3 separate regions of the Homo sapiens genome follow, and all the other regions are linked to region 2. A link is a contact called in ENCODE Hi-C or POLR2A ChIA-PET data. All regions are on one chromosome and are shown on one strand. The core of a region is the stretch at or near the end of the contact, and the rest is flanking DNA. Distances in the headings are between cores, read along the strand shown. Region 1 has its middle 30 kb from the start of TNFSF18. Region 2 has its middle 160 kb from the start of TNFSF18. Region 3 overlaps LOC105371618 (a long non-coding RNA gene).

Region 1 (2,700 bases), core at 144-2,643, 130 kb before region 2:
TCTATCTATCTATCTATCTAATCTCCTACTGATTCTGTTTCTCTGGATAATCTTGACTAATACATACAGGAAGAAACTCCATTGAACTGTTTCTGATGCATAAGGCCCATGTACATTTTTGTCCTTGGATTATGCAAGAATTATTGTACCTTTATGACAGATCGTTTTTTCCACTCATTTAGCTTAAGTTGGTTTCTATTAATTGTAATCAGAATCTTAACCAGTATAGTGATTGATTGAAAGTGAGGGATAAAGAAGAGGAAGAACCTTCTTAGACATATTGAGGAAGATGGTGATGTTTTTATGGTGGGGAATATGCAAGGAGGAATTGGAGAAAATTTAGTGTGGATGAGATAATGTGTTTAGGTTTATAAAGGTATAGTTTCAGATGTTTGCAGAATATCCAAGTGGGCTTTACCAGTATGCAGCTGGAACTCAGGAGGAGTTGCATGAGATGGGATGAATATTTAAAAGTCAACAGCCTTCTGGGTGAAGTCACTGACAAGGATAAAATCGCTATAGAGAGTGGGTAAAGTGAAAATGGGGCAAATGACTGAGACGTGGGGATCACCAACATTTGAAGACAGGCAAAGGAAGGAAATCCTGTAAAGGAGCAACCAGGGACAAATGACATTAACTGGAAGAAAATAATAGGTCCACAGAAACAGACAGTGAGAGATTAAGAATAAAGGAGTGGTCAACAATGTTAGAGGCTCCAAGAAGTCAAATACTAAGAGGATTGAACATTGCTAATTGGATTTTGCTGGTAGATAATTTTTGACAACATAAACAAGATCATTTTCTGTGACATCTGGGGGCATAATCCAGATATCAATGATTAAAGAACAAATGGGAAGTATAATTACTAGATAAGGAGAAATGGAAGATGAGACAAAAAAATTACACTACTCTTTGTAGAAACTTGGTTGTAGGAAAAAAAAAAAGAATTGTGGAGTGGTAGAGAGCAGGTAACCTCAGGGGTAAGGGAGAAAAAAGGCATATGCCTGGAAAGCCAGGTATTAATGTTTGGTCAGGGCATCCTCTTCCCAGCAGAGTGCTGGAGACACACAGTGTGATCCATGTCCTTGTGCAACAAAATGAGCTGGACAAATCTAATTACTTTTCTTGGTAATTTGATCTAGAACTTAGGAAAAAAACGTACCATTTTCCAGTGAAGAAGAAGTGAAATGATGCCATGGAATTGTTGATAGGCTGGAAAAATAAAGCTGATGTGAGGGGAAAGCAAGGGCTGTCATATGAATAGGAGAGAGAGAGAGGAAGAGACCACGTAGCTTTTCGAAAGAAAAAGTTTAAAACAGTCAACGCTCGGGGCTGCTTTAGTTTCTGACATAATTTCAGTTCCTGTTTCAGGCCTTGTAAATCCTTTTAACAAACCACCCTTTTTCCTTGATTTAGTATAAATGGGTCATTTTTCTTTCAATAAAATGAGCTACTTAACTATTTTTAATTCTATAACTTGTCTTTTTAAGACATTTAAAACAATCTGTTATTTTCTAGGCTATATCACCTCTGGGGAGGCAATTGTGTGCTGTCGTTAGGAGAATGGGCTTAGATGTAGACAGGCTTGTTTAAATCTTGACTCTGCTATTTATATTTTGTGTGAGCTTGAGCAATTTGTGTGCCTTCTCTGGGGATAGGTGTTCTTATGTGTCAAGGGAGGATAATTAATTCTACTGTACAGAGTAGTTTAAGGATTAAAGTAAAATAATACACAGAAAAAACTTAGTTCAGTGTTTGGCACATAGAAAGAGCTCAATAGGGCCGGGTGCGGTGGCTCACCCCTGTAATCCCAGCACTTTGGGAGGCCGAGGCAGGTGGATCACCAGGTCAGGAAATTGAGACCATCTTGGCTAACACGGTGAAATCCCGTCTCTACTAAAAATACAAAAAAACAAAATTAGCCAGGCGTGGTGGCGGGCACCTGTAGTCCCAGCTACTTGGGAGGCTGAGGCAGGAGAATGGCATGAATCCAGGAGGCGGAGCTTGCAGTGAGCCGAGATCACACCACTGCACTCCAGCCTGGGCAACAGAGCGAGACTCTGTCTCAAAAAAAAAAAAAAAATGCTTGATAGATGCTGATTTTCAAAATATTTTTATCAGTTTACAACTAGCTATTTTAGGTAGCTTTTTCTCTGTTTATCTTAAATTTGTTTCTTTTTTAGCTTCAATGAGTTCCTTCTAGCAACCAAGTATATAATTAGTTTCTTCACGCTCTATGAATTTGCATCTTGTATGTTTGCATGGTGCTTGAAAAGATAAATGTTGAAAAGCTTGAATCTCTATGACTTGTTCTATTAATAGTTGCCTTTTATTATATTGTCTCTAGAAATACAGAATTGGAGGTTATATTTTACTTAAACTACAAAAATAATGATGAAACATTTGGATGTATTTTATATAAAGAAAATATGGAATTATTCATTCATTCATGAATTTTTTTCACTGCACATATATTTATTAAGGTTTTTCTATGTACAAAGCACAGGTAGGCACCAAAGATGATGTGAAGATTTCTAAGATATTGTGACTTCCTCAAGAAGCTACATCTGCTAGGATAGACAGACTGATTCAAATCAGAACTATGGAGTTGAAAATATTTTAAATAAAGAAAATTAATCCCTAATCTCTCATTTACAAATGGGGAAGCTGAGACACAGTGAGGTTAAGGGAATGCAGGAA
Region 2 (2,700 bases), core at 61-2,560:
AGGTATTAAGGGCAGGCTGACAGGTGGAAGAAATTGGGTGTAAACTTTCAACATTCAGATATTTATGGCCTAAAATTCCATCATTATCACTTCATGCCTTTCAATTAAGCTCTAGTTAGTCTCTCTCCAGGTTTCTTTTAAAAGGCAATTATACACATCAAAAGAATAACCAATAAAATCCTGTCATGTTAGTGTAAATTAATTTATCACATCACTCTCCTATATGGTCCCTACAAGATGAGAAGACGAAGCAAGCATGGGAAACTTGGAAATTTGTGGGAATGGAGCACTGGCTGAAATGGAGAATAGAGTATAAAAACATGAAAAGCGAGTGTTGTAATACCTTCATCTTTTCAGCTATATTCAAAAGCCTTTAAAGGAAAGGGATCATATATTCTTACATGACTCATATAACAATTCTTGTCCTCTTAAAAATAAAGCATATATTTACAGGTGAATAGCTAAAGATTTCAGAGATTTTATTGCATATATATCCCAAGATCCCACAACACTTGTTACAAGATCTATTCCTTCAAACCAATGACTTCAGAAATCTTTTTAAACACATTACTGTGTTTCATGATTTAGAGGGCTGTATGCATAACTATGGATACAATAGAATTCCCATGGTGATTATGACAAGCCCCAAGGCAAGTGGTTTTCATCATATTTGTTGTCCCAATGTCACATTTGTCATCATTTTTGTTTGTCATGTCCCAGTGATATAAAGGAATTCATCCCTGCCAAGCCCAAGTTCAAAAGGTGAAGAAATAGACTCCACTCCTTGGTGGGAGGAGCAGTAAAGCTGCACTACAAAAAGGAGATGCTACAGGGATGAGAAGAATGCTTCGCCATTTTTGCAAATTAATCCACATACATTTTATAGACATAAATATAAGTGTGGAAGGATACATAGCAAACTGATAATATTGTCCACTTCAGGGAAAGGATCAGCAAGGGAGACAATATTTTATTCACTTGTATTTGTTTGACTTACACCAAACATACATTACCTTCATAAATTTTATTAAGCAGAGAGTTTTAGTAAATATAAAAGTTATAATAATTATATTTCTATCACCAAAAGTTTAATTTCATGGACACCTTAATTCATTAACACTCAAAAGAATAGAAAATAGAAAGAAAACACCCAAATAGAGCAAGTTTGTCAATATCATAGTACTATTGTTAAAGGAAACCAAAGGAAGAAATGACTTTACTGAATGATCCACAGAATTGTTTTGCAGTTTCACAGCTCACAGATTGTTTTTCACCGGACGCATCTAAGCTTCTAGTGTCGAGTTTCACTTTCAAATGTCAAAGCAACACCTCAGGAAATACACATGGCTCAGCCTGTTGCCTTTGCTTATAAAAAATCGACTCCCTTTTCAGTTAGTACTGATGGATGAAAGGACATTCTCTGATCTTTTCACCAGTAACCAGTCATATAAATCCTCCGATGAGCTCTAATTTAGTAATCTGAAATGTACAGTACTATTCACAAGTTTTTCATGACTCAGAATTTGCAAAGAATTTGATCAGGTTTCCTTTTCTAGTTTTGGTGGTATTGAGTCTGGGGAATTAATATCATAATGATCTATAAAAATGTTTCAGCTGGCTTTCGCGCTCTCTCGCGCTCTCTCTCTTTTTCTCTCTCTTTCGGTTAATATCTTTGCATCTGTGTTTCCACCAAAGAAATTTGGAACACATATCATATGACAGTGTTGTTGACACACCCCATATCTGCTCTTCAGCTTGTGTGGACACTTCTTTTTTCACTAGAGTGCTTTATTATGACTTACCTTGCTACTGTCCTGCAGGTGAACAACCCACAGACTGTGGTACCAAAATGTTTTGCGCTGAAGCTTGTAAGACAGTCACCCCTTGCATTGTTCATTCAGGCTTGATAGGATTCTCTGCAGGAAATCATCTTGAAGAGCTTGTCTTTGAAGAATACCTCTCACCACACAATTGCCCATATCTCAGGCCCTTTTTGTTCAACAGCCAAGTCATCATGTATTAATACTGTTTATACTGCCCTAAAACACAGGGACATCCAAAGGCATGCTACACCAGATAAGAGAATGAAAACCCCCTTCTACCAGTCAATCATCAGCTCTAAGGTCTTATTTCTATATTTCACTGAGTCATTTTGGAAATCATGCATGTGAAAGTCTTTTGATCTTGTATCAGCATTGGGGAAAATGAACAACTTTCTCGTATTGATTTTACAGCTAAAATTTCTCCATCCAACTGAATTGCTCAAATTGGTTAAAATCATAAATTGGCTGAAAACCAATACAAGCGAATAAAACATTGTGTCCCTTGCTGATCCTTTCCCTGAAGTGGACAGTATTATCCGTTTGCTATGTATTCTTCCACCCCTTTCTTTACAAACCAAAACAAATTGGTTAAAATCACAAATTGGCAGAAAATAACAACTTTCCAGTTACTGATTTTTTAAACATAAAGGTAATTTATGTATATCATAAGATCATAAGACTGTTTTATAATTTTTATGTTTTGATTCATTTTACATCTTTTCTTCAGAAAGTATTTGTTTAATGGTCATTTGGTTGCAGTTCTTTGTAAATGTTAATTTATATTTTAGTATTTTTATTTATTTTTGGAAACTATTTCTCACATTATTTGTGTAGCCTAGGTAGTTAGTTTACTGCAGGAAAAGAGTTTTATTGTTAT
Region 3 (2,700 bases), core at 35-2,534, 69 kb after region 2:
TTAAGAACTTTGTACTCTAATCTGTAAATGATGAAGAACCATTAAAAATGTTTACACAAGGAGGTTAAATGATTGGGTTTTGCTTTTAGAAAAAGTATGCTCCTTACGTTGTAGAGACCAGATTTAAGGGAAGCAAGTCAGGAGAAAGGAAACTACAGATTGCGATGTTCCAAGGAGAGGACAAGGACCTAAGTAAGGAAATCGTTATTGGGGATGAGCCTGAAAACAGATTTAAAAAATAGTTATGAGCTAAAACCATTAGACCTTGCTGATTGCCTAGATGTAGAAGGCCCAGGACAATGAGAAGTCTTACATAATTATTTAATCTCTGGTTTGGGCAACAAGATGGTTATGCCAGTAATTAAGCTAGAAATAAAGGAACCATTGGTGAACAGAGAACAACAATGAAGACAGTTCCAGGTATGTTGAGTTTGAGATTCTTCTGGGACATATCAAGCTAAAGATTACATATGAGTTCTAGGGTAAAGATTAAGTTTGACATTAGTTGTCATTCCAGTTATAAATGAAACAATGACAAGGATGAAATTCCTCAAGCAAAGTATGTAAAGAAATGGAGACTTTGGGGTAATGTTAGAAACCTGGGTTATTGTAGTTACTGGACACACAGAAGAGGAAGAGCCCCAAAAGACAAGAAAGAAATCACTCAAAGAAGCAAGAGGAATGCCAGGACAGATTGGAGTCAAGAAACTAAACCAGAGGGTTTTAAGATAGGGCGTAAGATACGGACTGAGAAAGCATCCTTGGGTTTCGCAATACAAAGTTCATTGGTGACCTTTAGAAGTGAGTCTAGGCTCCGAACCGTGATGTGTTGAAGTGTAAATGAATTACAGTCATGAATACAGTTTACTTAGCTGAAAACGAAAGGAGAAGAATTAGGGCACAGCTAGAGGCGATGCAAGGCCAAGAAATAGCTGACTGAGGCTAAAGGAATACAGATTGCAGAGGCACACAGTAAATGAGGGTCTTTATTTCATTACAAATATACAGTTTAATACTCAAAAATATCTTTCAAACACGAGGTCAGAAGGGAAATAAAGTTGCATGAATTGCCTTTGGTAGAGTTCTAACTACTTTGTGTACAGGAACATTATGTTTCTATTTTCACTGGGACCCAGAAGCACGCAGAGCTGCCTCCTCTCTTTCGTCACATGTCTCCTGAGATCCTTGAATAACTCAATTTTGGGATGTAATCATTTTGCTTTCAGGGAAGCTGAATACCATTTTTGTGAGGAATCATTCCACCACCATGTGGCTACTCTTGAGAATAGCATTTTTCTCAACTTCCTCCTAGAGCTAGCTACTGGGTTGAGTTCCCAGAGAAGGAGAATTCCACAGCTCAAAGAACTTTAGAAACCCTCTCTTTATTTTGCAGATAAGGAGAGCAAAGATAACTTGCCTAATTTTTCAAAATTTCCGTATATTTTAACTGGTTATGAATATTTTATACATTATGAGTGATTATATATATATAAAGCAGACAACAAAAAACACATACAAAATCTTTCCATGTTCATTCAAACCCAAGGACAACATCCCTGTCAGACTGTCTTAAGTAAAAAATATTGATGAAATGCAGCAATACACAGAGATCAGTGTTTCTAAACTAATCTTTAACAACAACATCCTGCCTTGAGGCTAACATGATGTTTTGTTTAAATTTAAGCCATTTCCAAAAAAAGTTTTAATTTCCGCAAGTTCAGATTGGTAAAATAGAAAGCATACCTACAGAGGATCAGTCCTTAGGTGATAATTAGAATGTGTTTATTATCTTAAGATATAAAACCCAGTTGTATAATATCTTTTGTCATTTTGCTTTTCTCTATCTTTTTTTGTGATAATAAAAATAACAGATGTCATTAAAGAAAATGTGAAGGTTTCAAGGGAAAAAGACATAAAAGTCACTAAAAGAGTTCATAACCCAATAGTATTTTAAAAAATTTTTTGGCACTTTTAATCCCTTATAACTGCTTTAAGTTAAAGAAATCAAGCTCACTATTTTATTTATCCCATTGAATTAGCTAAGAGTTAAAAAATGATTTCTTATATTTACAGAAGTTATTTCACTCTTCATATTAATCACACTTAATCAAAAAGTGTCACAAACTCTTAAGACTTTAAATAAATGTAAAACTGTTAAAACAGAGCAAAGTTGACAAGGTTTGGGCCACCTTTATGCAAGGTGGCATCTTCAGCCAGACTGTCCATATGTTCATTAATGCTGTCTTTAATTATTTCTAAAAATCTTTAAGGCATTGGCTGCTCCCTGCATCTTTAATCTGCTGGTCCAAAGATGCTTCTGGTGAATGGAAGTGCTCTAAATTAGCAAAACTAGAATAACCTAAGCTTTGAAATGTTTCAAATCAAGGCAATGGACTTCTTCTGAATAGTACAGTTGATCCTTGAACCATACAGGTTTGAACTGTGTGGGTCCACTTACAGAGAGATATTCTTCCACCTCTGCCACCCCTGAGCAAGATCAACTCCTCGGTCTCAGCCTACTTAACATGAAGACAATGAAGATGAAGATCTTTATGATGATCTAGTTCCACTTAATAAACAGTAAATATATTCTGTCTTCCTTATGATTTTCTTAATAACATTTTCTGTTCCCTAGCTTTATTGTAAGAATATAGCACGTAATACATATATTAATAACATATAAAATTCAAAACAGTACAA

What was found. Hi-C counts contacts between places; a loop is a spot of excess contacts on that map. ChIA-PET counts read pairs that join two places held with the same protein, here RNA polymerase II (POLR2A). Pooled maps may share reads with other maps.
Region 1: a loop to region 2 is called in a map with no recorded cell type, with 6 times the contacts of the local background. The contact joins two enhancer-like sites. A Hi-C loop is called at or near these places in 5 of 37 single-sample maps with no recorded cell type and 6 of 50 pooled maps. POLR2A ChIA-PET finds 5 or more read pairs at or near these places in 1 of 52 experiments (activated naive CD4-positive, alpha-beta T cell).
Region 3: a loop to region 2 is called in a map of PC-9, with 4 times the contacts of the local background. The contact joins two enhancer-like sites. A Hi-C loop is called at or near these places in 12 of 168 maps with a recorded cell type or tissue (B cell, CD4-positive, alpha-beta memory T cell, CD8-positive, alpha-beta T cell and 8 more), 27 of 37 single-sample maps with no recorded cell type and 18 of 50 pooled maps. POLR2A ChIA-PET finds 5 or more read pairs at or near these places in 18 of 52 experiments (AG04449, AG04450, BJ and 13 more).

What each region holds. Positions count from the first base shown.
Region 1 is chr1:173,019,209-173,021,908 of GRCh38, reverse strand. No RefSeq gene overlaps it. Among named protein-coding and RNA genes, the nearest start is that of TNFSF18, 30 kb to the left of the region's middle. Within about 2 kb of position 1,393, at least 4 of the 41 ENCODE cell types and tissues checked have a DNase peak (open chromatin) inside an H3K27ac peak, as active enhancers do.
Region 2 is chr1:172,893,966-172,896,665 of GRCh38, reverse strand. No RefSeq gene overlaps it. Among named protein-coding and RNA genes, the nearest start is that of TNFSF18, 160 kb to the left of the region's middle. Within about 2 kb of position 1,310, at least 7 of the 41 ENCODE cell types and tissues checked have a DNase peak (open chromatin) inside an H3K27ac peak, as active enhancers do; they include endothelial cell of umbilical vein and natural killer cell, where a contact is called at or near this core.
Region 3 is chr1:172,824,760-172,827,459 of GRCh38, reverse strand. It overlaps LOC105371618 (a long non-coding RNA gene), which reads left to right. Exons shown (of 3, transcript XR_007066734.1): 3 at 2,271-2,335. Among named protein-coding and RNA genes, the nearest start is that of FASLG, 170 kb to the right of the region's middle. Within about 2 kb of position 1,284, at least 9 of the 41 ENCODE cell types and tissues checked have a DNase peak (open chromatin) inside an H3K27ac peak, as active enhancers do; they include endothelial cell of umbilical vein and natural killer cell, where a contact is called at or near this core.